Regions from separate parts of the Homo sapiens genome. Here region 2 is linked to region 1. The links are chromatin loops, found by intact Hi-C in ENCODE. Cell type or tissue: Caco-2. All regions are shown on one strand. Each heading gives the region's core, and the rest is flanking DNA. Links, peaks and the distances in the headings are about the cores only. Region 1 overlaps RBM17 (RNA binding motif protein 17). Region 2 has its middle 10 kb from the start of MIR3155B.

The links. A loop is a pair of places that touch in the nucleus more often than their neighbours do. Peaks named below come from ENCODE experiments on the same cell type or tissue, not always from the same donor. Only the 100,000 strongest peaks of a DNase experiment are listed, where the experiment ranks them.
Region 2: it touches region 1 in a loop (4-fold over the local background); 50 of 110 quality-filtered maps call a loop at or near these places.

The regions. Positions count from the first base shown.
Region 1 is chr10:6,100,891-6,117,048 of GRCh38, reverse strand. RBM17 (RNA binding motif protein 17) reads right to left here. Exons shown (of 12, transcript NM_032905.5): 3 at 15,662-15,778; 4 at 11,952-12,118; 5 at 10,811-10,908; 6 at 8,307-8,363; 7 at 6,922-7,063; 8 at 4,688-4,839; 9 at 3,468-3,541; 10 at 2,902-3,000; 11 at 1,738-1,810; 12 at 1-1,596. The coding sequence ends at 1,493. Among named protein-coding and RNA genes, the nearest start is that of RBM17, 20 kb to the right of the region's middle. RefSeq lists a silencer at 957-1,157 and an enhancer at 8,544-9,239. In Caco-2, for the core only: a CTCF peak has its summit at 7,919 (motif pointing left); no DNase peak of the experiment used is centred there.
Region 2 is chr10:6,154,547-6,170,704 of GRCh38, reverse strand. It overlaps a transcript of PFKFB3 not described here. Among named protein-coding and RNA genes, the nearest start is that of MIR3155B, 10 kb to the right of the region's middle. RefSeq lists enhancers at 4,064-4,563, 6,283-6,392 and a silencer at 6,803-7,282. In Caco-2, for the core only: no CTCF peak of the experiment used is centred there; DNase peaks (open chromatin) are centred at 5,777, 6,884, 7,524 and 7,924; H3K4me3 peaks cover 2,075 bases.

The DNA of each region.
Region 1 (16,158 bases), core at 3,982-11,981:
CTCCGGTACTTGTAAGCACAAACATGGTTTCCACTTGAGGAATGGTATGCCTAATTCCATAGATAACTGAAGTTCCAGGGCTGCTTTTGATTCTGTCTTCCACAATGTTCAATTATGTAATTTACCTCACATTCCTTAACCCCAACTTACTTTACAGAACAGGTGCACTTTTATCATAAAACTCAATTTTATTCAATAAAATAATACCACAAAAGATAAAATGTTATTCTTTTATTTATGTTAAATAAAAACATGAGAAAATCCTTTTTTAAAAAGGGTCAGAATATTCCTTATGTCTCCAAACCAAGTCCATGGATGCAAAGAAATGCTGAGTTCTTGATACACTTTCATGTCATAATAACCAAAGGAGACAGCACGGGCTCGAGTCTTTCAGCTGCCGCTTAGGAAAGTCACATGCAGTATTTGGGAAAGCAAGGAACAGAACACAGGCATGAGTATTTTCTGGAAATACCTCCTGCCCTGGCAATGAACCTCAGTACCAAATATTTTTGTTTTCTTTTTTGTGGTCCTGATAAATTTTTAAGCCACACATCCTACTGAACTTCAATGATACAATTTCTCACAATTCCAGAATTCTATTGGCAGTACAGTTTACTTGGCCAACGTGGATAATCTTATAAATTTTAAAATTACATACAATAGAACACTATTGCAAATTTTGCCAGTAGAAACATGACCCCAAGGAACTGCCATTTCCAAAACATAACTGGGCACACATTTACAATGCACCTGCTAGGTTTTGAATTCATTTGTCATTTCTGATCTACCCTTAAGACTATGCTTGAATCTCTGAAAACAAATGCTAGATTCATGATTTCTATACCCACATACTCCATAAATCCATCACAAACCCTACAGTCTGATTTAGCCTACGGCAAATGATTCATCCAATAGGCCATGGTATGTTCACAATTCTTCAATCTTATTCAGGTTGTAAAGACGTTTTTCTACGACTGGAGTCACTAAGAATTTCTCTGTTAGAGAAAGCATCATTTTCACCTTTGGCACACTGCCAAGATGATACTTTACTACAGAATTTATGAAACTACAATTTAGTAACTTGCAGGCTTTATTAAAAGAAAAAGAAAAACAAAGAATAATTTAATATAACCCCATGTCCCAAAACTTTCTAGTTTTTTTTTTTTTTTTTTTTTTAGTGCAAGAAATGCTGCATCATTGAAGCACTTGAGAATTACCATGAAATCTAACAAAAAATGTCATCAACTCAGGAGTAATAATAAAAAAGAGAAACAACCAGAGAGGCACACAGATTGTTGTTTTTTTAAAAGGATTTTTATACTATATTAAAAAACCACAAAATAAAAAAGGGATCAATCAACATATATCTTAGAAGTCCTTCCAAGAGTCTTGGTATGCAACAGCCATGGAGGCTGTGACCTTTTTCCTTCTTTTCTCAGCCTGCAGTTCATTTAAGGATCACCGGAGATGACTCGTGCTCTAGTTCTTAAAATCAAACTTGTTCTGCCAAATCCAAGACCCTGAATTTGTCCAAATTGTAGAAACATGCTTTTACCACCCGTCCACCAAAATACCTCCCATTCAAGTCAACAACCGCTGAAAGGCAAACAAAAGACAGTTAATACAGGTATCCTATAAGATAAAGGTTTAACTTTAATTAAACAGTAACTTTACTTGTAAAGATTAAGGCTGTAAATTCAACTTTTTTATTCTTTAATATTTAGCTGTACCACTAACCTTTAATTGCTGATTCAACTCTCTCAAATTCTAAAAATATCCGTACTGCTTCATCATCAGGGGCACCAGGAATCTGGAAGAAAATGAGAGCGTGATGAGTAAAGGCATTTGAGATTGCATTGAATGAGTTTTCTCTTTTAAATGATTTCTCAGAGTGGATATTCTAATTATCATCATATACAGTCAAGTAGTTGTCAAATACCAAGGAAATAAGTATAATTTGTTCATCATCAAAAACGTACTGAATGCCTGTTTTTATGACAGGCATTGTTAGGTGCCAGGAACACAGGGCTAGGCAGTCTCTGACCTCATAAAGGCCCTGTGCCAGCTGATGACGTAAACAAATAATTATGTGGTCAACAAACAGCAACAGGATAAAGAAACAGAGGAAGCAGAGCTTTCAGATTAAAAAGGCTGGTGCCCTAGTGGCCTTTCACATCAGGTCTCATTTTGACTAGCTCTGTCTAGCTTTCCTAGCCCTCTGTAATTCCACCCACCTAAGCACTTCTGCTAATCCCCAACAGGCCCATCCATTCCATTTTGGTAGTCCTGATCTTCACTGTCTCCTACGAGCCATTATCCCAATCAGAATACCCTTCCCTGCAAATCCCACCTGTTCGTTTCAAAGCGCAGCCCATATCTGCTATTGCTCACAAGGCAGTCTATTTTTTCACTGATCTAATCCTTTTCTCAACTCCTGAACTTAGTCAATACTACCTAGTCTAGTAACTGAATATCTTTCAGTTATTTTATGTGTTTCTTCAACTGAACACACCACTGAGAGTACAGAGCATGCTTCCTGTAATCCAAGTGCTCTCCGCACAGTGCAGTGCATGTGAGAGGCACTAAATACTCACCAAATGACTGAAACCAAAGGCATGTCTAAGGAACTAAACTACTGAGCACGCTAGAATCAAGGTCTTCAGTCATCATACTGATCCTCAATCATGAAGCATTCCTGTTTCTTCATCAAATAAAACTTGAAATCATTGTCTTTATGTTTAAAACTGTAATAATTGAGCAAGAGAAGTACAAATAACCAACGCCTGTCACCTTCTGCAGTAAGAATGTTACTTATAGCATACCCTGTCCTGTTTGTAGAAAATGTTTTGTAATGTGCCAATTACAACTTGTGTTATAAACATCAAAAGAAAACACTCTTACTTCAAATATCACACATTTTCCAACTTTGCCATATTTTTCACATTCTTCCTTGGTTTCAACTTCCAAGTCTTCATCCACCTCTCCCGCACCAACCATGTTCTTTAAACACAAAAATAAACAAATTCAAGTACCAAGTATAACTTACAAACACCTAGCAGAGGTATATAAATATGACTTAGTGATGGTAAATGTTCTCAATCCCAAACGACATAATGAAAAATTTCATCCCCAAAGTACCCAAAAGTTAGTATTTCTTAAAACACTAAAACATATATTAAGCCTGTAAAGAGTTACAAAAGCATCTATGCAAGCACCAAAATGTATAAACTATCTGAAGCTCTAGCAATTTCAAATATTTAATTACTCACTGCAGTCTTAAACACTGTACTTAGCAAAGAGACTTACACATTAGTGAAAAATCTAAAATCAGCCTTACGTGGGATCTGCCCAAAGTATTATTTGCAAAAGTATCATTTTCAGTTTTAACTTTTAGGGGGAGCAGGGTAGGCTGGGGTGACACACACAAATCTAGGCAGGCAGAGAGCTTGCTTTCCTCAGCTTCTTACCCTTAGTAAGACCACTTTAGTAGGACACTTAAGTATTTCAGTCAGCGGATTTGAATCTGACTTCTTGGATGCATCTGTATCAAAACATACCATTAGATGTGTTACAGAACTGAGCAGCATATCATTAGATGTGTTACAGAACTGAGTCCTACTTACAATAATTAATTTAATTTCAATAGCGATCCCCACCATTTATGTCCTAGGCATCTACACAATTGGTCTCTGAGCGAAAACACAGCCTTATCTGCAATAAAAGCCTCTGCTTTGCTTTGGCATGTTTTTACAATAGCATCTGGATGTTTTGAGCCTCCACCATTACTTGCAATTTTTGCTCATCTCACTTCCCAAAGGGCTGACAGGGCATGTGAGTGATAATTCCTATAGGTGAGTTGACTTGGAGCAAACGTTCAAGGTCACGGGCCCAGGGGAATATGCAGTTACTAATCCAGCCACCGGCTGCCTTACTTCAGATAACCTCACAAGTCGGGACAACTGTTGGTTTCTGGCACTCACCTGTCAGGCTCGTGATGTATCCTAAGCTGTGCATGAACGGGGCTGCCAGAAAAGTTTTCTTCTTTCTTTAGCAAAGGAAGTTCAGCTAGGCTGACTCAAACTTAATTCCCTGATTAAAATGCTAACATATGTTTGTCTCTTTCCTGAATTCCCTCAACACAGAACAGACTGTAAAAATTAAATGAAAATAAAACACCAACTAGGCATCATTTACCAAGAGACTGCAACATAACATCAGATCTCGCAAAGCAAACAATCTGTAAGAGAATCAGAAATCACATCTATACTGAAAGGGCAAAAGGGAAAAGTAGAGACGACCTCTGAGATGGAGATAGCAGGTATATTCACTGCCACACTATATGGCTCTGTCCTTCATGCTCTAAACACATAACCAAGATTTCTTCCTGAGGACTACTCATTTTCTGCCCAAGTCTCTCACCATCTTTTCCTCCACAAGCCTTCATCTCTCTACGTCTGTTCTGAAAAAATAAAGATGAGCCTCAGGATTCCTGGTTTCACAAAACGGAAGTGGCAGTGCATCATATGAACAGGACGGCCTGTGTTCTAGTGATGGCAGGGCCAGCCCTCTCCCTCTGGCCACACGCCTCATTGTCCCCCTGCTGACACATGAGGATCAAGACTGGCCATGTCTGATATGGATGGGGCCAGTCCTTTCCCTCTAGTCACACGCTTCCCTGGGGACACACCTTTCTCTGTGGCGTCGCCCACGATGATCTTGCCGCCACGCTTGCTGGTCTTCTCCACTGACAAGGCAGTGCTCAGGCCCTGCTCATGCTTCCCCAGACCCTGGCCCTCCCGGAAGCCGTACTTCTGCATGATCTTGTGCGCCACCGTGCCCCTGGCAGGAGAAGAAGGGAAAGGACTCTTAGCCTTGACATCGTCAACTGGAGATAGGTTGCATTTTTCCATCACAACAACCTCCTTCTGGAGAGAGTGCATGCTCCACAGGGGCTTCAACAAAGTCACTCATTAACTAGGAGTGGGCTATTAGATGGAAGCTGTGGGGATGTGCAGCATGAAAGAAATAGAAAAAGCTATGAATAAAATCCAGAACATCCTGTTGTCTTGGAGGGGAAATGTCAGTTTCTCTGGTGGAGTCTCCTCAGTGCCCTGCTAGGAAACACAAGACCTTTTGTGTGCTCCGGACCTGCACTGCCACATAGCTTATGACCACAGTTTATTAAAAAGTGGCTATCAAAAAGTAAGTATGAAGTTTCGTACAATGAAGATGATCCCATTTTCCTAAATAGCACAGGAGAGTTTCCAATGACAGACTATACAAATGAAAGAACCCTTAGAGATCACCTATTTAACAAATGAGAAATAAACGGAGGCCAAGATTAGCTGACTAGCTTAAGGGGTGGACTTAGAAGTAATGCAAGACGCCATATTAGAAATTATTTGTACAGGCTGGGTGCAGTTGATCACACTTATAATCCCAGCACTTTGGGAAGCCGAGGCGGGTGGATCACCTGAGGTCAGGAGTTCAAGACCAGCCTGGCCAACATGGTGAAACCTCATCTCTACTAAAAATGTAAAAATTAGCTGGGCATGATGGTGTGCACCTGTAGTCCCAGCTACTTGGCAGGCTGAGGCAGGAGAACTGCTTGAACCTGGGAGGCAGAGGTTGCAGTGAGGCGAGATCGCACCACTGCACTCCAGCCTGGGCGACAGAGCGAGACTCCATCTCAGAAAACAAATAAATTATTTGTACAGCTGTTAATGGTAGAGCTGAAACTGGACCCCACAACTCTCAGTCACTGCTTTCTGTAACAACCAAATGGCTCTCACACTGCGCTCTGAGGCGCAGCATGGGTCTGAAGGGCACCCCAACCCCATGACCACTGCTGCTTAGGGCTTAAGCCACAAAATCCCGCTTCAACTGGAACTGCACCTACATTACTTCTTGTATTTAATTCCCTTAACATTTTCATTTGAACAAGCTATTCTAGGGCTAAAAAGACCAGAAACTGCTGAATGGTACCATCTTGCATCTTTCCTAAGCACAAGTTAAAGATGTAATTCCTGGTTAAAAGCAAATTCGCTAAAAAGTCAGTTTTTATCATAAACAGGGAAAACAAAACAAAACAAAACAAAACCAGCTTCATGTCTGTCCAACCCTCCAGTACACAAAGCTTCCTGCAGCCACGGCCATGTCCTATGTCTGCACCATCCAACATCGTCACCACTTGCATGTGGTCACTGAGCACTTGAAAGGAGACTAGTGAGTTTCAACCCCACTCACTGTCTCACCGGCTGCATTTCTGCTACAGGCAGCAGCCAGCAGATGCAACACAGCACAGAACAAAGCCTTCATGTGATACTGCTTCATGGGACAGCCGTCTCACAGGATCAAAGTCAACAACACAGAATATCCTCTTAACCAAAATGTTTGCCAAGCCCAGCACAGTTTAAAAAAATCCCCAAGCCCCACCTGAGCGTCAGCCTTACAGTCAAATTTTATATGCTGGCAAACATGTCAACTTGTAGTTAGAATGACCCCGAGTTTTTTAGACCAAAGGTTTAGAACCATGACCTGAAAGCAAATGGCCCACTTTATCAGGAAAAAAAAGGTATCACCTGCCCTTTGGAGACAGTAAGTCAGCTCTGATTCATATGAGCTATTTTATTTGCAAACGTTATGAAGGCAAATGTAAACATTAATCAGGTTCTGTGCCTGTCTAGGAAAATAATGTTCAACATCAAAATGAGTCAAAACTTCTACTGGGAGGTTGCTGTTTTGAACAAGCCCCATCATTACACTGGAACACGCTCCACACGATTGAGGCAGGTACCGTGTGACCTGCACACACCAAGGGTCCTGAATGTCCTCAGTTTCAAACAAGCTGCATCTATTGAAAGGGCTATCAACGCTTCACACTGTCTCTCAAGTCCTTAGATAAGAACATTAAATCATTACCCCATGTTAGCGAGGAAGGAGTTGCTAGGTCCGGTTGGAGATCTCGGTCTGTCTTGTTCCTCGTACACTGGGGGAGGAATGGCTGCTTTGGAAGACTGTGATCGAGGTCTTGAGTCCTCTTCATAAGGAAAATCTCGGGGTACTATTGGAGAAAAATAAAGTAGGCTCACCAAAATACTATAGAAAACACTCTGAAACCTCACTTGTATCAATTATTTATCTTGAACAAATTTAACCTACTTTTTGGTTTACCACAAGGAGAGAAAAACACCAAATCAATTTTACAGCCTTTATACGACTTTTTTTAAAACCACAGAGGGAGGACGCTACTTTCCTGATTCTAACTTTCCTTTTGCTATTTCTATCTCCTCAAACGTCTTTTTTATATCTTACTGAAATGTTATTCACCCTTTAAAATCTTCTTGAATGAATATTCTTGCCGGAAAGATGTTCTGTATGTTCTAAGGAGATACAATCTGGCCATCTTTTGACTCCTGCAGTAACTTGGGTGCACCTGTCTAGACCCCGACCTCACTATCTCATCAGCTCATGGCCCACAAAGGTGTCCGAGGTTAGGGGCTACGCACTGGAGCGGTGGCTTCAACCCTAGTTAGATGAAAGTCAGTAGGACGCTTTAAGACCATCCAGATGCCTGAGCCCCACTCCCAGAGACTAGTTTCAATTGGGGTTTATTGTTTGTCTGTTGTTTTCACATAATAGGTATTTCATAATATCTTAGAAATTATCTTCTTTAAAAGATAAAGAATTCAACAAGTTTTAAAAAGTACTATAAATGAGAATATCTGCTTGGGATAGTTTAAGTATGGTCCAATCCAGAGAATGGGAAAATGACCTAGATGATATTCAGAAGTCCAGTCCCAACCCCCAAATTCTAGAGCAGATCACTGCGAGAAGGAACAGTGGGTGAGGGTGTTTTGGCAACGCAATGACACGCAAACCCACCTGCAGTGAAATGGAACGGGAAGAAAAAATCTAATCAAGGAAGGCATTGCCACCTTGTGGAGGATCATGAATATAACAGCCTCTAAACCTCTGAGTTAAAAAACTGTAACGATCTGCTGTTTTAACTCCAAATGAATCTAACAACAAATAAGAAATGTTAATGAAATCAAAGTGAATTGCATAAAAAAGAGATGGATCCCACTGCATGAAATCCAAGCCTCAGAGCCTGGCGTAGAAAGGTCTCTCTCTGCAGGAGGGCGCTGCATTCTGAGATCCAGGTGCGGCCTCAGGTGACAGAGCCAGGCAGGCTTGCAGGCCGTTTCCCTCTACGCTCAGGAAACCTGGGGGCCCAAGCTGAGATCCCCCATGGTTGGGTTAAAGACCTGTATCAGAATAAAAGAGGAAGAAACAGATCTACTTACACTCTTTGTCTTTCTCTACCAGAGAAGTGGGTGGGGCAATGGCAGCTCCGCCCATACCTGCAAAACCACAAATCCAAGCATTAAAGGAGGTTTCCGATGCCAGACTCCCAAACGACTATGACACACCATATATCTATCACCCACCCCCCTAAGAAAAAACTAAAAAAGGAGGACCTGCTACTTCAGATGACCTCCTGCTACATATGAACAAACCTCTGATGCTAGGATTTAAAATGTAGAAAAGTGGCAACACTCCCTCAGATATGCAAAATTGTTCCTTCATAAAAGGAACTCAAGAGCCCCACAATGTAGTCTGCAAATGAATTTTAAGGCAAAACAATACAACCAAGAGAACCAGCAGTTACTTAAAAAGAGAGTAATGTAACTATTTACCGAGAGCAATACCCATTAGGCCCTTTATACACATGGCCTCGTTCAGGCTTCACAGACCTCTGAAGTAGATATTACTGCATCCAGTTTACAAATAAGAGAATGATCAGAGGGGAGTGAATCAACAGAAAGGGAGTAAACCCAGCTCCCTGCGTTGCCATATCTCCCCCACCACACAGCACGCTCCTTTTCCAGTGTGCAAACCACTGGAACTAAACACATATTTGAAAGCGTGGGTCCTTCTGGCTCCTGAAGAAACTGCTGCGTGTTGTCACTATTCCTGGTGTATTTCCTGGACAACGAATGGTGAACACAAACAAACCAAAAGAGATAAGACAGATCTTTTTATCTGGTATCCGACAACTGGAAGGAGAACATCAGTGGAGACCACAAGGAATTTTGCATTAGGCATAAGTCCTAACATATATGGATTACGTATACATAATATTACATAATACATATGTATTATGGCTTAATCAACAATGAAATAAAAACAAAATGTAAAACTTTAAAAATTGATTACAAAGTCATGCTGCATCAGCACAAAATGTTTGACAAAAGAAATTATTCTGGCTGGACGCAGTGGTTCACTCCTGTAATCCCAGCACTTTGAGAGGCTGAGGCAGGCAAATCACTTGAGGCTAGGAGTTTGAGACCAGCCTGATCAACATGGTGAAACCCCATCTCTACTAAAAATGCAAAAATCAGCTGGGCATGGTGGCACACACCTGTAATCCCAGCTACTTGGGAGGCTGAGGCAGAAGAATCATTTGAAACTAGGAGATGGAGGTTGCAGTGAGCCGAGATGGCGCCACTGCACTCCAGCCTGGGCAACAGAGCAAGAGTGTCTCCAAAAAAAAAAAAAAAAAAAAAGAGGCCGGGTGCAGTGGCTCATACCTGTAATCCCAGGACTTTGGGAGGCTGAGGTGGGTGGATCACTTGACGTCAGGAGTTTGAGACCAGCCTGGCAAACATGGTGAAACCCTGTCTCTACTAAAAATGTAAAAATTAGATGGGCGTGGTAGCGCACACCTGTAATCCCAGCTACTCTGGAGGCCGAGGCAAGAGAATTGCTAGAACCCAGGAGGTTGCAGGTTGTGGTGAGCCGAGATTGCACCACTGCACTCCTGCCTGGGCAACAGAGTGATTCCATCTCAAAAATAAATAAATTCATTCTTCTAAAGAATTATTCTAGAAATTATTCTAAAGCCAGTGTCCATGCATTTTGATTAACAGGACTGGATGATATAAAATCCTCAAGGAGAAATATGAACCTGAGTAAAACCTTCTTCTATTTCCTTTGAAATACTTCCATGATCATTTTACTAACCTTGTCACTAGGACCTAGAGTGATTACTGATTCTGAAAAGCAGATTAGCTCTAATAAGTTCAGTTAAAAAAATTCAGGGTGATTACTGGAAATCTGCTACTAATCACATTAAAATAAGAACATCAATCTGTCAACAACTATACATATGATGGGCATGCCACTACCTCCCTATCATGAGCTACAAGGTCAAACAAAGTCTTCTCATTCAAAGCTATCTAGTTCCTGCTGGTGTTTAAGAAAAAAAAACAAATGTCCTTAGTATGGAAAGCATGCCTCCTTATTAAAAAGGGCAGTCAATTTATAAGCTGGAAAAATGAGACCTACAAATATTCAACCTATATACTGAATTCCAAAAGAAGTTAATAAAAACCAAACATTTGGGGATTAACTAAGATAGCGGATATGAAATGTGTCACAATGCCCAAAACAGACACACTCAATGTTAACTATGCTTCCCCCCTAAGAGAAACAACAGAGTGGATTCAGCATCGGCCAACTGGACTGTGCTGCAGGTAAAGACAGTGCAGGAATAGATTTTAAGCTAGTCCCAAAGTATCCAATAAATAAATGTTAGAAAGTGGTTGTGAAGCTCAAAGGAAAATACATATGAAAACCCAATATAAATTAAAACTGTGACGCAAATGTGTATTGCTGGGATTCCAGAAAGAAAATTACCCAAATCAATGTCAAATGAACTATTTATCAAACTGAAAAGAAAAAGCACATAGTGGAATTGCACTTCCAGTATTTATATATGTTTAAGACATATTTGTTCATGCCTTACTTCTTTTCCTCCTCTCTCGCTCATAATCTTCATCTTCATCAGAATCTGGATCTGGTCTCCTTGCAAACCCACTTGCTTCATGTCTGTCTTTACGCCTTCTGTGATAACAAAGGAAATAAATGTTCATCACAGATGAACCAATTTAGAGACCTGAACCTGGGATGACTTCCTCTTGACCAGAAGATATCCAAATCCTGTCACAATCAACTATGAAGTTGCAGGGGTAGAGGGGGTAGGAAGCATAACTGGTAAAAGACTAAAGTAGATAAAAGTATGAAAAGTGAGAAAAATTCAAGAGATAAATTGAACCAATAAGTATACGAGAGCAACCAGCATGAAAAAAAAGGTTCCTTGACATTGACCTCTTCCAATGTTAAAGCCTATCAACATAGTAATAGTTCAATCATTTCAATAGTCTATAACACTTTCACTCATGAAATGATTCAATAAATGGGAAACAGTATATTAATATTTAATACATGTTAACTATTTGATAATACTAAATATTTTTAAAAAGAACTACAAATACATCCTACTACTCGTACTTTGCAAAAACATAAATAAAAGCTGCATATGAATTTTTAAAAATTCCACCTGGCTCAAAAATAGTAAAGTTAAGAAGAATATTTCAAGTACTTTAAATAGCTGTGATTTTACAAGTTGAGAATCCCTTATTCCAAATGCCTGGGACCAGAAGTGTTTCAAATTTTGGAATATTTGCATTACAATTACCAGTTCAGCATCCCTAAGCCAAAATCCCCCAATGCACATTTCCTTTGAGCGGCATGTTGGCATTCAAAAGATTTTGGAGCATTTCAGATTTCGGATTTTTGAATAAGGGATAGTCAACCTATAGCAGAGTATCAGCATAGAAAAAAATTTTCAACATCAGGTTTATAAGTTATTTTTCTAACAACTCACTCAAAATATACACTTTAGGTCTTCAGTCTACAGGTGAAGTTTGCTGTGATTCTGAGATGTAACAGGTACAAATCGTAAAACAGTTTGATTCCTTGTAGTGACTGCTCAGATCACCCATGACAATTAACTTCAGCCTTACAGACAGCAGCGACGCTCATTCGTTAACATTTTAATGAACATTTCAACTGTAAAATATCCCCAAATCCAAAGGAAGCCTTACTTTTCCCTTTCTTCTATTTCCTTTTGTCTTTCCAGCTCCCGCTGTCTCTGTCGTTCCTCTCTTTGGCGCTTCACTACTTTCTCATAATCATTAGGAAACATAGGGTCATATTCGTCAGCTAAGGGAATCAGAACTTCCCCTGCAGAAAACCCACTGGGAACAGGATCCTGAGGAAGGTAAAAACAGCAGTAAGAATCCTCTTTATATCTTACCAGTTTACTCACAGGATTCAGGTCAAAGCGTATGGGAGATAAAAGGACTCTGAACATCATCTAGCCCCTTCCTCTGTTTTAAAGACAAAGAAAACAAATACCAGACAAGGCCACGTGCCTAGTCAGGTGGTAGCAGAAACAGGACACAAAATTTCACCTCTTAGATTAGTACTATTTCTATAATACTCTATGGCATTTTTCCTGGAATTCCTAAATAAGCCACCACCAGCTAAAATATAAGTTACTAGTACTTTGAGTCAAAAAATTAGAATACTTATAGTAAAGCACTGAATACTTGTTTTTATAGATCTCTATGACAACTTAAAAAATAAAACAACCATGAACACCACAATCATTCTTGCAGTCATCATTTTAACAGAATAACTTCAGATTCTGATTACATGGAGATAAGAATATATGGAGATCTTAGAAAGCATCTTCTTGGTCTTTCTAATCCTCTGAACACATGTCCCTTCCCAGGTAGGCTGCATTTCAGGCACTGAGTTTGACACAAGGGGATGTAATGTCCCTTCCAGCATCATAATTTTTTTTAAGGTTCACTAAAATCAGGTTTAGATAACACTTCGTGTTTTCTCGTCTATACATTCAGAAACTTGGTCTACTCTTTGAAAGAAAAGAGGTAGCCATGACAAAGAAATTAGCAAAACGAGAGGCAGAGCACAGCCAGTATACTAGGAAATACATGAGCAGACACAGAACTTTACCCTAGGCTGGCAGCCTCGGTCTACACGTGGTGCTGGAAGCCCTGACCCCACTTTCCTAAACCTTCCCACACTTTCTCCTGTTAGTGTTCTTAGCATAATTCTTCGTTATTATCTGTAACAATAAGATGCCTTCTCTGGTTTTGAAAGACACCTCAAACAAGCACAGGTTAGGATTAGTGTCCCCATTTTTTTTAAAACACACATGCAAAACAACAAGGATTCATGTCCTTGAGCGCCCAGTCTGTACCTCTTACAGGAGGTACAATGTCCAACTGTATCAAAGGCAAGAAGGTCGTTTGTAAACGTGTTTCCTGCTTGAACACAGAACTGACAAAATCAAGACAGCTTACACGCCATATTAACAGACCTAAATCGAACAGTTCCTGTGTTTCATGGTTCGGTGTGACATTTTGCACTATAAAACAAACACTTCACCATTTCCTTACGACGAAATATCAGGAAATGCTATGATCCAATGAATAAGAGCAATTAGGAAAATAACTATAATCACCTCCCAGGCCCTACCCACTGGAAAATGTATTTAATGTAGGGCTCCTAAAGGTTAGTTATACATTTGTATTCATTTTATAAAAGACATTTAAAAAATACAAAAGCACATGAAGATTTCTTTTCAGTTATTATTTAGAGAGAAAATGACAACCAGCCACTCAATTTATCTAACACAATTATCACAACGTGTCTAAGAGAACAAACTGTCAATATGAAGGTTCATTCTCTGACACTTCAAAATTTCAAAGAAAAAAACTTTTACATATAAACCCTGCTATGCTTAACAATGAAATCAATCATCCTTTTCTAAATGCTGCAATGAATAAAGTGATTTGTTCAATTTAAAAAAATTAAAATGTTAATACCCTCAATGCTGAGGGGGGAGGATGGGGTAAAATTCACCCTCATATGCCTGAGGTGATACTGTGCACTGCTGGGAGTAAACTGGTGCCAGAACAGATTGGCCATAAAAATGGCTGATATCTTAATGCCACCTCAGAAAATCTAAGAAAATAACCCTAATTACATAGAAACATCTCTGTAAAGATGTTCATTAGAGGGCCGGGTGCAGTGGCTCATGCCTGTAATCTCAGCAATTTCGGAGGCCAAGGCATGTGGATCGTTTGAGCTCAGGAGTTCAAAACTAGCCTGGGCAACATGGTGAAACCTCATCTCTACAAAAAATTAGTCAAATGTGGTGGCATATGCCTGTGGTCCTAACTACTCAGTAGACTGAGGTGGAAGGATCGCTTGAGCCCAGGAGGAGGAGGCTGCAGTGAGCCAAGATTGCACCACTGCTCTCCAGCGTGGTGACAGAGCAAGACCCTGTCTCAAAAATAAAAACCACAAAAAGATGTTCATTAGAGTGGTATTTATAAAGGCAATGTAAAAGCAAATCTAGGTGGTTTTACAGTTAGGGAATACTTGTGTAAATTATGATGCATTCGCTTAATGAGAATTAAAAACTGATCGTGAAAACTATGTAACAAGGAGGAAAAAGGCTTACTCATTAAATAGGAGACTAATATTATAGGTACTAGAACCAATACACGATTACAGAAGAAACTATGAACCAGTTTTTAAATTAGATGTAGCAGGAATAAACTAGGTATCAAATTTATGGGGGAAAATGCTCAATGACTAGGAATCAGCAAAAAAACACCTCCACCATGTGGTGCTTCCCCTCCAGAAGAACTACCAGCCCTCAGGAACAGCACCCGCTCCCCTCAGAAAAGGACAACTCAAGGGTAAGCTGCAGCCACAGACTGGCCCAGAACATAAGCAGGACAGGCAGGAGACGGAGCCCAACCCAGAACAGTGACGTGAAACAGATGGGCAGGAGTGTGCCCTTTGCCCCAGCCTGATGCAGCCCTTCCCACAGGTGGTGGGGAGGACAGGCGCGCCTTGCTAAGAAACTGTCTCGATAGCACTATTATTAATCTTTTGGTCATTTTTCATCAAGCGGTTTTGTGCAATTCATGATGCTGTTTAAATGACCACAGTCATTATTTGAACGCCATCTGTGGAAAGATAAATGTATACTTAAATTGTGGGTATAATTTTAACTAGTTTATTCACTCATTTTACCTCATTTTGTCTAGTTTTAACTATGATTTTGAGTTATCCTTTTCCAGATCTTCTTCATCCTCAATAACCCAATTTATAGAGTTGACCACATGTTTGTTTTTAAGCATATGTAAAATCACTGGAATCATACAGGTTAGGGTGGTAGAAGTGGGTTTTAAAACCCCTTTCTCTGTTTTAATCCACAATAAATCAGTAAGTACTAACACTGTTTATGATAGCAAAAAATAGAAACAACCCATATATCCAGCATTAAAGGAATTAAATTATAGTCCATCTATATACAAGGGAATATAGTGAAGCCATAAACGTGATCATACAGTCCTGTATTTTTTGACAGAGTCACAACGTATTAAGTAAGAAAAGCAAGTTAGCAGAAGGTGGAGTAGGCACAGGATGGAAAAATATTACGTTTTTCACTTCCGGATTGTATGACTGAAGGTAATTTGTTTTTCTTTCTGCGTATCTCTAGTTTCTGATTTTTCTACAACAAACTATTTAATTTCAAATAGATACATTTTAAAATTGGCAAAACAGAAGTAAAAATTAGGTGGAAAATGATACTAACTTGGTTTCAAAGGCCCACCAAGGAGGCCATCTGTTAAGAGTAACTCATATGCAAAATAAGCCACATGGGAACAGAGACACGTATCAAGCTCACAGGCAGGCGCGGGCTTACCTTCAGCCCAGCTGCTACATGCGGTGGAGTGTCCACAATTTGCCGGTCATCTGAGGAGCCACCTCGCTTCAGGTCAATGACTGGGGCGAGGACTGTACTTTGTTTCGTCCTTTGGCTCTAAAATCATCAAAAACAAGGAAAACATACTGAAGTTTCAAATTAAAATTCACACTGTTTGCAACAAAGATTTTCTTTCTGGTCCCTGCAACAAACCTTTGAGATATGAGAAAACCATAATCTCAAAACAACAGCCTTTTAATTTATTACTATAATCATATATTATTTTCTTTCAGCTTTTTCAAAAACATGAGATTTTCTCCATTTCTGTGAAAGGTTTACAGTAAACTTAGTCACTTTCAAAAGATACTTGGGGATAAGAGTTTTGTTCCCTCCTACTAGGATATAGAATCCTTCCTATCTCCTTTATTATGAATCTACAAAAAAAAGTTTTTAAAAGAAAATCATTTCTATACATTCAATTATTGTTAATGTTCTAC
Region 2 (16,158 bases), core at 3,329-11,328, 54 kb before region 1:
CCTGTCCCCACCTCCATACTGTCCTCACCTCCACACTGTCCCCACCCTCTACTTTTGCTCCCTCTACTTTTGCTCCTGGTCTTTCCATTTGCACCTCAATGACCCCATGGATTTTTGTGGTTGAAAGTTTCTAGTCTGGTTTAAATATACTTTTTAAATTTTTTGTAGGAAGGAGGTCTATGTGGCCCAGGCCAGTCTCAAACTCCTGGCCTCAGGCAATCCTCCTTCCCAAAGTGCTGGGATTACAGGCATGCACCACTGCACCCTGCTGTAGTCCAGTTTATATTTTCGTCTTCTATATTTCATTTCTTAGAGGAACAAGAAAGAAAACATAAAGGAGGGGTGGGGGAACGAGTGAGTCTAGAAGGTGGGTTTCTTTAATGTTGAAGCAATTAGCGTTCTCTCTCGTTTCTAGATTACCAAACAATCCAAAAAGTTGCCCAGGATAAAGTGACTAGTCAAGCTATGGAGGCTTTAAATTGCTTCTAGACACACCATCACCTCTGTTTGGGGATTAAATATCTATTTCCAGAGTTCTGGTTAATGGTAAACAAGGTTCTTTTGCTTAAAAGGAAAACCATCGTCTTCATTAAAGAACCACGGGGTGGGCCCAGGCATGTCCTCCCACCCCCACTTCAAAATAACCACAAACAGAAGTCCCAGAAATTCAATGCAAAAGAGGGTCCCAAAATGTGACTAATTTAAGGGAACTGCAAATAGGCAAGAGGAAAAGTAAAGCCTTTCCAGAGAGCAAGGCCAGTGCACTCCCAATGTTTCAATCTTCTCAGTGTCCTAGACCCAGAACCAAAAGGAACCTGGGAAAGGTTTAAGGAAATACACATCCAAGACATAACAATGTTAGGGAAACATAAAACCGGGAGCCAGGCAGAAGCCAGTCCTTCCTCGGTGCTCAGACCCTCCTGGCCACTCCCATATATAGAGCTCAGGGCTGGGATTTCACCCTGGGACATAAACATTTAGAGAGTTCCAAATTCTGAGTGACTTTTAGATTCCACATGTTTGTAAGCCTCTAGAGAGCCCAGGATACATCACCGAATTCTTAAGCAGTACTGGACGCACTCTTCCTGTTCCTCAGCCACCCGCCTTCACCATCAGCGCAGCAAGTTCATACCCATCTTATCCCAGGAGAACCCTCAGGGCCTGGGGAACAGACACAATGGCCCAAGATCACAGTCAAATATCCTGGAGGAAGTGGGTCTACTCTGCATTTATGGGTGACGCCAGTCTCCTACCCACACCCCGACAACTCCATGGTGGCCCAGGTCTGAGCATTCGTGCCCCTTGCTCACTAAAATTAAGACCCCCTACCCTGCTCACAGCCGCCAGAGTCCCAATCACAATCCTCCCTGCGTAAGACTAAGAAAAGAACAGAAAATGTGCTCTCCCCCAGGTAGGTGCACCTGCCACCCAAGCAGATGCACTGTGACAAGAAAATATAAGAAGACTGGGCGCGGTGGCTCACGCCTGTAATCCCAGCACTTTGGGAGGCTGAGGCGGGGGGATCACTTGAGGTCAAGAGTTCGAGACCATCCTGGCCAACATGGCAAGACCCCGTCTCTACTAAAAATACAAAAAATTTGCCGGGCGTGGTGGCACATGCCTGTAGCCCCAGCTACTTGGGAGGCTGAGGCAAGATAATTGCTTGAACCAGGGGGAGGTTGCAGTGACCAGTGCACTCCAGCCTGGGTGACAGAGCGAGACTCTGGCTCAAAAAGAGAAAGCATAAGGAGTGGGGACTTTTAGATAACTTTTCGGGGGGCAGACGGGAGAGGCATTCAACGAAGGACCACTTTAGGAGGTTGTCTGGGCAGATGGATTCCGTGAAGTGCTTTGAATGTAAGTCAGACCACTGGGGCTGCCTCGCTCCTGTCGCGCACATTCACCCACATCCATCCCCAGGCCTGAATGTAAGGGCTCAAACAGACCTGCAAATACACTCGGCACCTGCGAGTGGGCAGCTGCTGTGCAGACCACCCCATCCCATTTTCTGGTCCGTTAAACTCATGCATAATGGTCGTAGCAATGGCCAAGTTGTCATTGCTGGGCAGAAAGTTCCTTTAAGACAGGAATAATAAGGCCCACTTAGGAAGCACTCTGGATTGTAATAGGGTTTCCAGTGGCCACCAGCAGGGTGGCATCCTGATTTTCTACCAGGCCATGTAGAAGCCTTTTGTGCTTAGCTGCTCGTGTTAATCCTCACAACTGCATAAGGCTGACACATCAGGGAACTGAAGCACAGAGATGTTTGGGAAATTCTCCAAGGTCACACAGCTACTCAGTGGTGGAGGTGGCATCAGAACCCAGGAAGGCTGACTGAAGCCACCGTTCTGCCTCGCTCACTGGCATCCTCAGCCTCCAGCCTGAGGCAGGACATTCTAGGACAGCTGATGAATACAAGCATGGTCAGTGTGGGTGGCCAGGGCCCTCGCTCAGCAAGTGGGAGCAAAGTGGAGGATTCCAGGACTCACTACCTCATGATCTTCCACCAGCCTCCCACTACCTCTAGTCACCCCTACCTAAGCTGCCCCTCTGTATGAAAATGCTGGGGTTGGAGAGTGGGGCAGGCTAGGGAAAGAAGACAATGTGATTTAACCTGTCCCTAAATGGTTAGATAGCATCTCTGGAGTTAAAGATCTCAGCTATCAGTTAAAATGCAAACTGAGCTACTATCTGTCATTTAGAGATGACGCAGATGAAGAAGCTGAGGATGTGACCTAGAAAAAAGCAGGAACGACCTAGGGACTTAGCAAGGGACAAAGGACCAGAAACAGGCAAAGAGAAACAAAATTTAACCTTCTCTACAGTGTCGCTTAGGGCTGGGCTGGCTATCTCCATAGATATCCAATTCCTTAACACCTAAGGGCGTAGGAGAGGAATGAGACCAAGGTTTAGGATGAATAATCTAGGAAATCCCTTGAAAGGAAGAAAAGAGGATCATCAGAGACATCTTCTGGAGCTCCACAAACTGCTCAGAGCAGAGAGGCCACCAGATACGAATGCTGCCTCAGATAATCCAATGGAGGAAGAGGGTTTGGCTGGTATTTTCTGGCTGAGTTCTTGATAAGAAACTGTAATCACATCTGCTAGCTAGGGATCCAAGAAAAACAAGATATTGTCTCTTTATACACATTCCACAGCCCCTACCTTCTCTCAAGAGATGTTAAAATGGCTTAAAATGTGTTAAAATGTGACAATTTAATAAATGTGGCAGAAACAAAAAAGAGACTCCTAAAGTATTCCTCTCTTCAGAGAGTATGAAGCTATTAATTCAGCAAATGAATCCAGGAGCTCAGAAAGGGTTACCCCGTTATGCATCCTCACTACAGACTCAGTATCAGACAGACACTGAGGACCGCAGAGCTGAATGAGACCCGCACAGGCGTTTTCCTCCCGACTTCTCAGAGGACTGTACCTGGTACCACCTGGAGGGCTGAAACGTACTCAGGTAAAAGTTACTCACTCCTCCAGTCCTCAGCTCTTCCTGTGTGAGTCCCATGCTGGCCTTGTCTAGGCACATGGGGTGGAGGGGAGGAGTGTCAGATTTGCAAAAAAGAAAGGCTAGGAGGCCAGGCAAGGTGGCTCACGCCTGTAATCCCAGCACTTTGGGAGGCCGAGGCGGGCCCATCACCTGAGATGGGGAGTTCCTGACCAACATGGAGAAACTCCATCTCCACTGAAAATACAAAATTAGCAGGGCATGGTGGTGCATGCCTGTAATCCCAGCTACTCGGGAGGCTGAGACAGGAGAATTGCTTTAAACTGGGAGGCAGAGGTTTCGGTGAGCTGAGATCGCACCATTGCACTCTAGCCTAGGCAACAAGAGCCAAACTCTGTCTCAAATAAAAAAAAAAAAAAAAAAAAAGAAGAAGAAGGGCTAGGAGAAGTGGGAAAGGTGGACTGCAGTGGAATACTGTGACCACATTTGTTAAACTCAAAGTCATGATTATTCTTCTAGCAAGTCCAAGGGCACCTGGGCCCCTTGTTAAAGGGGCAATGGGCCGAAACAGGTGCTACTCAAGATCCGACTTGCGGTGAGATGGGAGGCTGCCTCCGTCTGAGAGAAGCCCTGGCATTCTCCTCTGACCAGCGACAATCTCCCTCTTCCCCTGAGGTAGACAATGACAAAGCTCAACAGGGCTGGGCAAACCCTCCAGTCCAAAGAAATCAATCAATACACAAACACTTTATTACTTCATGAATAACTGCAACATCATTGTTCACAAAGGAACCCATTCCACTAAAATAGATGCATTGAGTGGAAGGAGGAAGAGGCTCAGAAAAAAAAAAATACTAAGCCGGGCGGTGGCTCATGTCTGTAATCCCAGCACTTTGGGAGCCTAAGGCGGGTGGATCACTTGAGGTCAGTAGTTTGAGACCAACCTGGCCAAAATGACGAAACCCCATCTCTACCACGGTAGCTCACACCTTAATCCCAGCACTCTGGGAGACCGAGGCGGGCGGATCACCTGAGCTCAGGTGTTCGAGGCCAGCCTGGCCAACATGGAGAAAGCCTATCTCTACTAAAAATCACAAAAATTAGCTGGGCGTGGTGGCGGGGCACCTGTAATCCCAGCTACTGGGGAGGCTGAAGCAGGAGAATCGCTTGAACCCAGGAGGCGGAAGTTGCAGTGAGCCGGGATCGTGCCACTGCACTCCAGCCTGGATGACAGAGTGAGACTTCGTCTCAAAAAAAAAAAAAAAAAAAGTTGAGCCTGGTGATCCACGCCTGTAATCCCAGCTACTCACGAGGCTGAGGGAAGAGAATCGCTTGAACCCGGGAGGCAGAGGTTGCAGTGAGCGGAGATAGCACCACTGCACTTCAGTCTGGGCGACAGAGTGAGGTTCTGTCTCAAAAAAAAAAACAAAGACAAAGAAAAAAGAAAATAAAATACTGGGTACTAGGCTTATACCTAGGTGATGAAATAATCTACAACAAACGAGTTTACTTATATAACAAACCTGCACATGTACCTCTGAACTAAAACATTTACAAAAAAATAGACGCATCGAGAAAAGGCAAGGGCTTTGGAGTCTGGCAGATGAGAACTTGCATCTGAGCTCCACTATTCTCCCACTAACATAGGTAAACATCTGGCTCCTGCAAAGAACGCCAGACATGTTCATCCCTGCCGGCTCTGTGTAACTGACCTGAAATTCTCCACCTGGGAAAATCTGTTTTGTGCCCCCAGGGAGAAGGAAAGTCTAGCCTCTTCCTCATAAGGAAGTTGTGGGGAAAAGAGAGATCAGATTGTTACTGTGTCTATGCAGAAAAGGAAGACGCAAGAAACTCCATTTTGATCTATACTAAGAAAAATTGTTTCTGCTTTGAGATGCTGTTAACCTGTAACTGTAGCCCCAACCCTATGCTCACAGAAACATGTGCTGTATTGAATCAAGGTTTAATGGATTCAGGGCCGTGCAGGATGTGCCTTGTTAACAATATGTTTGCAGGCAGTATGCTTGGTAAAAGTCATCGCCATTCTCCATTCTCGATTAACCAGGGACACCATGCACTGCAGAAGGCTGCAGGGACCTCTGCCCAAGAAAGCCTGGGTATTGTCCAAGGTTTCCCCCCACTGAGACAGCCTGAGATATGGCCTCCTGGGAAGGGAAAGACCTGACCGTGCCCCAGCCAGACACCCGTAAAGGGTCTGTACTGAGAAGTAGTGAAAGAGAGGGGGCCTCTTTGCAGTTGAGATAAGAGGAAGCCTTCTGTCTCCTGCTCATCCCTGGGAATGGAATGTCTCGGTGTAAAGCAGACCAATCCCATTCGTTCTATTCTGAGATAGGAGAAAACCGCCCTGTGGCTGTAGGCGATATGCTGGCAGCAATACTGCTCTGTTACTCTTTGCTACACTGAGATGTCTGAGTAAAGGGAAACATAAACTTAGCCTATGTGCACATCAGGGCACAGTACCTTTCCTTGAACTTATTCATGATACAGATTCCTTTGCTCACATGTTTCCCTGCTGACCTTCTCCCCACCTGTTGCCCTGCTACACTCCCCTCGCCAAGATAGTAAAAATAATGATCAATACTGAGGGAACTCAGAGACGGCCACCAGTGCGGGTCCTTCGTATGCTGAGTGCCAGTCCCCTGGGCCCACTGTTCTTTATACTTTGTGTCTTATTTCTTTTCTCAGTATCTCCTCCCACCTGACGAGAAACACCCACAGGTGTGGAGGGGCTGGCCCCCTTCAGAAGTCTTTCAAATACTTCCAGACAGGGGTCAAGTGTGCCCAGTCCTGCCATGTCTGGGTTAAACATCCCCAATTCTTCAACCATGCCTCCTGTGACTTATTTCCTGACCCTTCACCCGCTCACTCACTCTCCCCAAATTCACCGCAGGCCCTGTTCATGAAGATTCGGATGGAGCCACAGACCCAACGCATACGAGGTCCTCAGGGAGTCTGTGTCCCACACTGGGGGCTAGGAGCGGTCCCCGGGTGCTCACTGGCGGCGCCTCCACCGCGGACCTGCCCCAGCCCCGCATCCACGCGCGGGGTGGGGTGGGCCGCCCACTTCTCCCGCGCCCTCAACCCACAGGGAAACGGGCTGCGCGCCCGGGCCGCCCCGCAGAGTCCAGATGCCTAAATCCCTCCTAGTCTGTTTCCTCATCTGCGGCCTGCACGCCCGCCGCAGCCACACCCAACGCCGGGACGCGCAAAAACACCTGCCGGGCCTATTTCCTCTCGGGTATTATTTACAGCCGCTCCCAGGCCTTCTCGGAAAACATCCTTTGCCGGAAACACAACCCCAGGTCCCCAGAGCGTAGGGGGCCCAGCGCCGGATCCACGCGGAGCTCACGAGCCGGACAGTCGCCGCAGAGCAGGCTGGGGCCGCGCGGCGCACGCCGGGAGGGCGCGCGACAGCACGTGAACGCGGCGTGCCGCACGGCCCGGGAAGGGCGGGGTGCGCGCTGACCGGCTCGTGCGCCGCAGGCAGCAGCCAATCCGCGCGGACCACCCCCAGGCCCCGCCCCCGCCGGTCCCGCCACGCCCCCGTCGGGCCCGCAGCTGCTCCCGGGGCCCGGGACCCAGCTGGCTTAGGCGCCCGAGGTGCACCTGGGAGGAAGCAGGCGCGGGGTGCAATGGAGGGTGGAGGCGCGCACCGTGCCCAGAGCGGGGCTCCCGGGAGCTGATGTCCCGTCTGGCCCCCCTACCTCCCAGCTGGGTCCCCACCTACCCGCCCTGTCTTACCGCCCTCAGCACAGGGACCTGCCTCTGTCCCCACGACGCCAGGCTCCAGGTGTATCTAGGACTAAAGAGTTGACATCCAGTCTATATAGGGTTGTGGGGGGTTACCTTAAAAGTTCCTTTTTGTTATTAAAAAAAGTAATATACACTTGTGCAGTGATTGAGAACAATAGAGGGAGGGAACATAAAATATTCGTGATGGAGTTCCCTTCCAGACTTCCCGTCTCTGGAGATATTTTCTTAAGCCCCAGGAGGCTTGGTCTTGGCCCCCACCTCTGCATTGAATGTCTGATCTCCCTCAACTCGGTGTCATCACACATGGGATAGGGGTCAGAGGTTATCACGAGGAATTTTATGTTGCTAATGAGTACAGCCAGTAGCAAAGGAGATTCAAGATGAAGACAACATTCCTGGGGAAAACACAGAAAGCAAATGAAAGATACAATTATGGGACGGGGGAAGGAGAGGAAGAACTCTGTGCTGCTGGACTGGAATAACTGATCCGTTTGAATTTACAATTTTAAAATGTTTCCCAGCTCCATCCATGAAAAACGCCCTGGAAACACGGACACTCCGGTAGCAAGAAGAGGCACACAAAAGCCCAGATCCAGCCTTCTAAGGACCATCCTCCACTGAAAGTACCCAGGGATCCTTGGAGGAGTGGCTGCTCCCAAGGCCGAGACTGGGAAGGACACAAGGAGCCTGGAACAGGAGTTAAGACAGAGCTCAAAAGCTGAAGGGGGCGTGTCAAGGACACAGCAGCCAGCCTGAAAGGGTTCTCACCCAAACTGGGAGTGGCTTGAGCATCAATTGAGTATGTCAGGAATGGATTCTAACACATGCAGTCATAATTTTAAAAATCCCGGAGTCCACATTGGTACTATTACTACTATTAATAATGATGATGAAATTAAAGCTAGTAAAAGGGAGGATGGGCAGGAAAGAGCTTCTTTACAAAAGAATGCCAACTAATAAATGTGGAAAGAATGACAAAAATGGTAAATAGCCATTTTACGGACACTCTGATAAGTGTTTCACTCAAGAATCATCAATAGATGCTAAAGCTATGAAATAAAAGATTATTCCTTGTATATACACACCCCAAAGAATTGAAAGCAAGGTTTCAAAGAGATGTTTGTAGACCCATGTTCGCAGCAGCATTATTGACAACAGCCAGAAGGTAGAGTAATCCATGTGTCCAACAACAGATGAATGGATACACAAAATGTGACTAAACACACAGAACATTACTCCGCCTCCAAAAAGATGGAAATTCTGACCCATGCTACAACGTGGATGAGCCGTGAGCACTTGATGCTAAGTGAAATAGGCCAGGCACAAACAGACAAATGTTGTAAGATTCCACTCACATGAGTTCCCTAGAATAGTCAGATTCAGAGACAGAAAGAATGGTGGCTGCCAGGAGCTGGGGATTGTGAAGAATGAGAGTTATTGTTTAATGGGTGCAGAGTTTCAGTCTTGCAGGATGAAAAAGTTCTAGAGATGGTTGGTGGTGATGGTTGTACAACACTGAATATATTTAACACCACTGAGCTGTATACTTAAAAATGTTGAAGATGGTAAATTATAAGTGTATTTACCACAATTAAAAATGTTTACATTAGAAATTAAAGGCCACCCTGGGCAACATAGTGAAACCCTGTTTCTACAAAATTAAAAATTAAAAAATTAGCCAGGCATGGTGGCACCCTCCTGTAATCCCACCCACTCGGGAGGCTGAGGTGGGAGGATCGCTTGAGCCCAGGAATTCTAGACAACAGCAAGTCCTGATGGCACCACTGCACTCCAGCCTGGGTGACAAAGTGAGATTCTCTCTCTCTCTCTCTCTCTATATATATATATGTGTGTGTGTGTATATATATGTGTGTGTGTATATATATATGTGTGTGTGTATATATATACATATGTGTGTATATATATACATATGTGTGTATATATCTATGACTCAAGGACATGACAAAATGAAATAAAATAATTTTTTAAATTTTTTATAAAGATTATTGGGAACAGGATATTTTATTCACACTTTGTGAGTGACTGCAAAGGATCCCTCCACAGATAACTTTTTAGTTACAAATGGGAAAAGTTACCTTTACAAATGATCCAAACAAATGGGATCCTCATATTGCTGGTAAAGAGTCACCCTATCACTGCTCCAGGCAGGGGGAACTTGCAGAGGCCCTGAGTCGTAAGTCTTGAGTGTTTGAGCAACAGAAAGAAGAGGCCAAATGAGGTCAGGCGCCGTGGCTCACACCTGTAATTCCAGCACTTTGGGAGGACAAGGCAGGTGAACCATCTGAGGTCAGGAGTTCAAGACCAGCCTGCCCAACATGGTGAAACCCCGTCTCTACTAAAAATACAAAAAGTAGCTGGGCATGGTGGCAGGCACCTGTAGTCCCAGCTACTCGGGAGTCTGAGGCAGGAGAATTGCTTGAACCCGAGAAGCGGAGGTTGCAGTGAGCCAAGATCACACCATTCCACTCCAGCCTGGGCTTCAAGAGTGAAACTCTATCTCAAAAAAATAAAAAAATAAATTAAAAAAATTTAAAAAAAGGCCAAATGCATCAAGGTTGGGAGATGACTGGAGAAGTGACCTGTCATTTCTCTTTTAACTTCTCATTTTGACGTAATTTCAAATTTAGAAAATTTTTAAGTAGTACAAAGAATCTCCATATATCTTCACTAGTTATTAACATTTTACCATATTTACCATATTTGCTTCATCCTCTTTTTTTTTTTTTTTTTTTTTGAGACAGAGTCTTGCTCTTGTCGCCCAGGCTGGAATGCAATGGCGAGATCTCAGCTCACTGCAGCCTCCACCTCCCGGGTTCAAGCAATTCTCCTGCCTCAGCCTCCTGAGTAGCTGGGATTACAGGTGCGTGCCACCATGCCCAGCTAATTTTTTTGTATTTTTAGTATACAGTGTTTCACTGTGTTTGCCAGGCTGGTCTCGAACTCCTGACTTCAGGTCATCTGCCTGCCTCAGCCTCCCAAAGTGCTGGGATTACAGGCGTGAGCCACCGCACCCAGGAAACTGCTGATCTTGTAACAGGTCAAAAGGGAACTCTTCATTCTTTCTTGCTTTCTGGACCTCAGGTAGAGAGGGTGGGAGCAATCACAGTCCTCGCCTCATCTCAGGCTCTCATCACTGATCCCTGAATGGCCCTCTTTTGTATTTGTTTGTTTAATATAACAGACAACTATGACCCCATCAGCCAATTGACATCTCAATTATTGACATTAAGTGACATGTATTTGTATATTCCCCCATCCTCTGCTTCTGCCTCCCTTCAAATGGAAGTAACCATTATCCTGAATCTTGTAAAAATACATAGTTTTATTATGTATATATTCCTAAAAAGCATTGTTTAGTTTTAGTTGTTTTAATTTTATTTTAAAAAGTATCGTAGGCCGGGCATGGTAGCTCATGCCTGTAATCTCAGCACTTTGAGAGGCTCAGGCGGGAGGATTGCTTGAGTCTAGGAGTTCAAGACCAGCCTGGGCAAGATGGCAAGACCTCGTCTCTATTAAAAAAAAAAACAATAGCCAGGCATGGTGGCACACACCTAAAGTCATAGCAACTGGGGAGGCTGAGGTGGGGGGATTGCTTGAGCCTGGCAGGTCAAAGCTGCAGTGAGTCACTGCACTCCAGCCTAGGTGACAATCCGAGACCCTGTTTCAATAAGTAAATAAATAAAAAGTACCTTACCATATGTAATGATTTTGATGTTTTTGGTTTTTGGTTTTTTGGTGTTTTGTTTTTTTTTTTTTTCCTCAGACGGAGTTTCACTCTTGTTGCCCAGGCTGGAGTGCAATGGTGTAATCTCGGCTCACCGCAACCTCCTCCTCCCGGGTTCAAGCGATTCTCCTGTCTCAGCCTCCCGGGTAACTGGGATTACAGGCATGCACCACCACACCCAGCTAATTTTTTTGTATTTTTAGTAGAGACGGGTTTCTTGACAGCTGGTCTCAAACTCCCCATCTCAGGTGATCCCCCCGCCTCAGCCTCCCAAAGTGCTGGGATTACAGGTGTGAGCCACCATGCCTGGTGCTTTTTTTTGTTTTTTTTAATTAAGACAGAGTCTCGCTCTGTTACCCAGGTTGGAGTGCAGTGGCGCGATCTCCTCTCACTGCAACCTCCACCTCCCTTGTTCAAGCGATTCTCCCTTCTCAGCCTCCCAAGTAGCTGGGATTACAGGTGCCCACCGCCACGCCTGGCTAATTTTTGTATTTCTAGTAGAAACAGGGTTTCACCATGTTGGGCAGGCTGATCTCGAACTCCTGACCTCAAGGGATCTGCCTACCTCCGTCTCTCAAAGTGCTGGGATTACAAGTGAGAGCCACAGCGCCTGGCCTGTTTTGGGATTTTTTAATAGTCATCAACAATATTGAGAGTTGCTGTCTATTTGAGTGTAGCTTATTTATAATATTGCCTTGTGTGAATATACTAAGAATAATTTATCCTCCTGTCAAAGTGCATTTGTGCTGTGTAAAGGTTTTTCTATGAGAGTGCTGCTATGAACATGATTGTGTGAACATCAGCAATACTAGGAACGGTATTGCTGGTTTCGAGTAGGTGAATTTCTTTTTTTTTTTTTGAGATGGAGTCTTGCTTTGTCACCCAGGCTAGAGAGCAGTGGCGCTGCGATTTCAGCTCACTGCAGCCTCCGCCTCTTAGGTTCAAGCGATTCTCTTGCCTCAGTCTCTGGAGTAGCTGGGACTACAGGTGTATGCCATCATGCCTGGCTGACTTTTTGTATTTTTAGTAGAGATGGGGTTTCACCATGTCGACCAGGCTGGTCTTGAACTCCTGACCTCAGGTGATCCGCCTGCCTAGGCCTCCCAAAGTGCTAGGATTACAGGCGTGAGCTACCGCACCTAGCCGAAGTATGTGAATTTCAACTTTACACCAAAGAAAAGACCAAACTGCCTCCAAGGCATTTGTACCACTTATCGGCCCACCAGCAATGTGTGAGGGGCTTTTGTGGTCCACATTCTGTCAACACTGAAAGCCATCAGGCTTCCTCATTTCTACCGGGCACACAGAGTGAAACGTGTCTTCATTTTGGTCTCAATCTGCATTTTCCTGATCACTAAAGAGGTGAAGTTTCTTTATTTCCTTTTGTTACACACTGCCTGACTTTTATTTTATTTTATCTTATTTATTTATTTATTTTTAAGATGGAGTCTTGCTCTGTCCCCCCAGGCTGGAGTGCAGTGGCGCAATCTCGGCTCACTGCAAGCTCTGCCTCCCGGGTTCACACCATTCTCCTGCCTCAGCCTCCCAAGTAGCTGGGACCACAGGCGCCCGCCACCACGCCCGGCTAATTTTTTTTTTTTATTTTTAGTAGAGGCAGGGTTTCACCATGTTAGCCAGGATGGTCTCGATCTCCTGACCTCGTGATCCACCCGTCTCGACTTCCCAAAGTGCTGGGATTACAGGCATGAACCACCGCGCCCAGCCACACTGCCTGACTTTTAAAAGGCTTTACCCGTCATTCAGTTATTTCTCACAGAAGCCAGAGAAAAGAACACAACCACAGAGAAACAATGGACTGCCTGCTTATTCAGTCAAGTCGGTTTTTCCATAACGTGGATTGGGATTTACTGTCAGGCCATGTGTTACATATTACTCATTCAAAAATGAATTTTCAAAAGTTTTAGAAGGTTAAGAAATCCATTTCCTATAAAGCAGTCATGATAACATGACCTTTTGCTTCACTGAAATCATAAGTGAAAAAGCCTTTCTATAATCCAGGATTTGAACAACAGATGATTTCAGCTTGAAGTGGGTTCCCTTTGTCATACCCCATTTATAAACAGGACCCGGGAAATGGGGTGACAATAGCAGACGAGATTCTTGGAGGACCACATGCTGACTCATTTATTATAAACAGATGACGTTCAACTTCTAGAATGTTTTCACCAAAGACACAACTATTGGCTGGGCGCCGTGGCTCATGCCTGTAATCCCAGCACTTTGGGAGGCCGAGGCGGGCGGATCACGAGGTCAGGAGATCGAGACCATCCTGGCTAACACGGTGAAACCCCGCCTCTACTAAAAATACAAAAAATTAGCTGGGCGGGGCGGCGGGCGCCTGTAGTCCCAGCTACTCGGGAGGCTGAGGCAGGAGAATGGCGTGAACCCAGGAGGTGGAGCTTGCAGTGAGCCGAGATCGCGCCACTGCACTCCAGCCTGGGCAACAGAGCGAGACTCCGTCTCAAAAAAAAAAAGAAGACACAACTATTTACAGATTCAGACACCTTTGTTGTTACTATGAGGCAGCAAGTTGATGACAAAATCCTTGTTTCCATTTTCTAATAAGCCTGGCAGAATTGCTTTTTAAAATTTTTTATCATTTATTTTTATTTTTTTCAGATGGAGTCTCGCTCTGTGGCCCAGGCTGGAGTGCAGTGGCACCATCTCGGCTCACTGCAACCTCTACTTCTTAGGATCAAGCGATTCTCCTGCCTCAGCCTCCCAAGTAGCTGGGATGACAGGTGCCTGCCACCACGCCCAGCTAATTTTTGTATTTTTAGTAGAGAAGAGGGTTTGCCATGTTGCCCAGGCTGGCCTTGAACTCCTGTCCTCAGGTGATCCACCTGCCTCAGCCTCCCAAAGTGCTGGGATTACAGGCGTGAGTCACCACGCCCAGCCCAGATACTTTAAAAAGAGAATTTGGGCCAGGCACAGTGGCTCACAACTCTAATCCCAGCACTTTGGGAGGCCAAGGTGGGCGGATCACGAGGTCAGGGATTCGAGACCAGCCTGGCCAACATGGCGAAACCCCATCTCTACTAAAAATACAAAAATTAGCCGGGCATGGTGGTGGTGGGAGGCTGAGGCAGGAGAATCACTTAAAATCTGGGAGGCAGAGGTTGCAGTGAGCCGAGATTGTGCCACTGCACATCAGCCTGGGCCGCAGAGCGAGACTCCATCTCAAAAAAGATAAATAAAAAGTAATTAATTAATTAATTAATTTAATTTAAAGTGAATTTGCTCTTCTTTGGAGGCTGGACGTGATGACACATGCCTATAATCCCAGCACTTTGGGAGGCCAAGGTGGGAGGATCATTTGAGCCCACGAGTTGGACACCAGCCTGGGCAACACAAGGAGACTTTGTCTCCACAAAAAGTTTGAAAAAAAAAGCAGACTGTGGTGGCGCACACCTGCGGTCCCAGCTACTCAGGATGCTGAAGCAAGAGGATTGCTTGAGCCTGGGAGGTGGAGGTTGCAGTGAGCCATGATCGTGCCACTGCACTCCAGCCTGGGAGACAGATCACAACCCTGCCTCTAAAAATACACACACACACACACACACACACACACACACACATATATATGTACATATATATAATATCTCTTCTTTGGGAGCTAAACAATGGGTAACACACAGACACACAGGATGGAATAATAGACATTGGAGACTCCAAAAGTTGGGAGGATGGCAGCGGGGGTGAGGGTTGAAAAACTGCCTATTGGGTAGGATGTTCGCTATGTGCATGTAGAACATATCTCCTAAACATAAAAACATTTTAAGAAAGAAAAATATCTTCCAAAGTTTCAAGCCAGTAGCCCAGGGCCATAAAGCCTACTTTCTTATTCTTTCTTTCCATGTTCAAACACGAATGAGGTTTTTAAATCTGTTTTTCTAAAATGAGGCCATCTAACTTTCAACAAGCCTGTGGCACGAGGGTTAGCTGGAGGTAGGGGTGACCTGACTGTCGAGGTTGAAACCGGGGAAATATGGACAAACCAGGACAAGCCAGTATCCTGATTTGGAAGTGAACCCGGTCAGCAGGTGCCTGGGTGGGGTCTGTCCAGGAAGTCTTCCTGGAGTGGGGGTCCATGCTTCCCCCTTACAGTGGAGCCCTTGACATTTATGGAAACGGAGGAAGGACAGACATTTGGTTGGTAATTGTGTAGTATTTACACGGAAACCCTGGGAAAGTGAAAAAACTCGGCCAGGTGCGGTGGCTCACGCCTGTAATCCCAGCACTTTGGGAGGCTGAGACGGGCGGATCACGAGGTCAGGAGATCGAGACCATCCTGGCTAACATGGTGAAACCCCGTCTCTATGAAAAATACAAAAAAAATTAGCCGGGCGTGGTGGTGGGCGCCTGTGGTCTCAGCTACTCGGGAGGCTGAGGCAGGAGAATGGCATGAACCCGGGAGGCGGAGCTTGCAGTGAGCCGAGATCGCGCCACTGCCCTCCAGCCTGGGCGACAGAGCGGGACTCCGTCTCAAAAAAAAAAAAAAAGAAAAAAACTCGTAAGTGCTTTTCTCCCAGCTTGGAAGAGAGCATGCTCAGTGCCCGGAGTAAACCCCTCAGAACCTTTCGGAATTCTTTGCCAGTGGCAGTAAGCATCAGCCCCCATTGTCCAAGTCATTTGCTTCTTGAAATGGCTCTGTCTGATGACTGACCTGGGGCACAGTGGACTTTTCTGGAAGGCTGCTTACTGGGTCCCATCCTTTTGAACCACAGACAGAAACAGAGCTGCTCATGGAGGTCACCATGACCTCCTACGGGCCACTCACAGCCTCTACCAAGGACAGGGCCTAGAGGAGGTGCAGCTGCTGTGGCAGTGCGGGCTCCCCGCAGCTCACTACAACCCAGGCCTCGACCGCCTCGGCCACCTGGCTCCCAGCGTCTCCCCAGATCAGACAGAAGGCAGCTGGGGGAGCTACCCATGATTCACTCTCTCTCACCCCACAGCAAATCCATCAAATCCCGCCGCCTCTGCCTCCTAAATATATTCAGAATCCAGCCACCCCCAACACCACCCTGATCGCAGCCACCTGCAGCAGGCCCAGAGACTCCCACCTGGTCTCCTGCCTCCCCCGCCACCCCACAGTCTGCTCTCAGGATAGTAGCCACCCGTGGCGGAGACGTTTTATGGTGTCACGTTAATTCAGCCC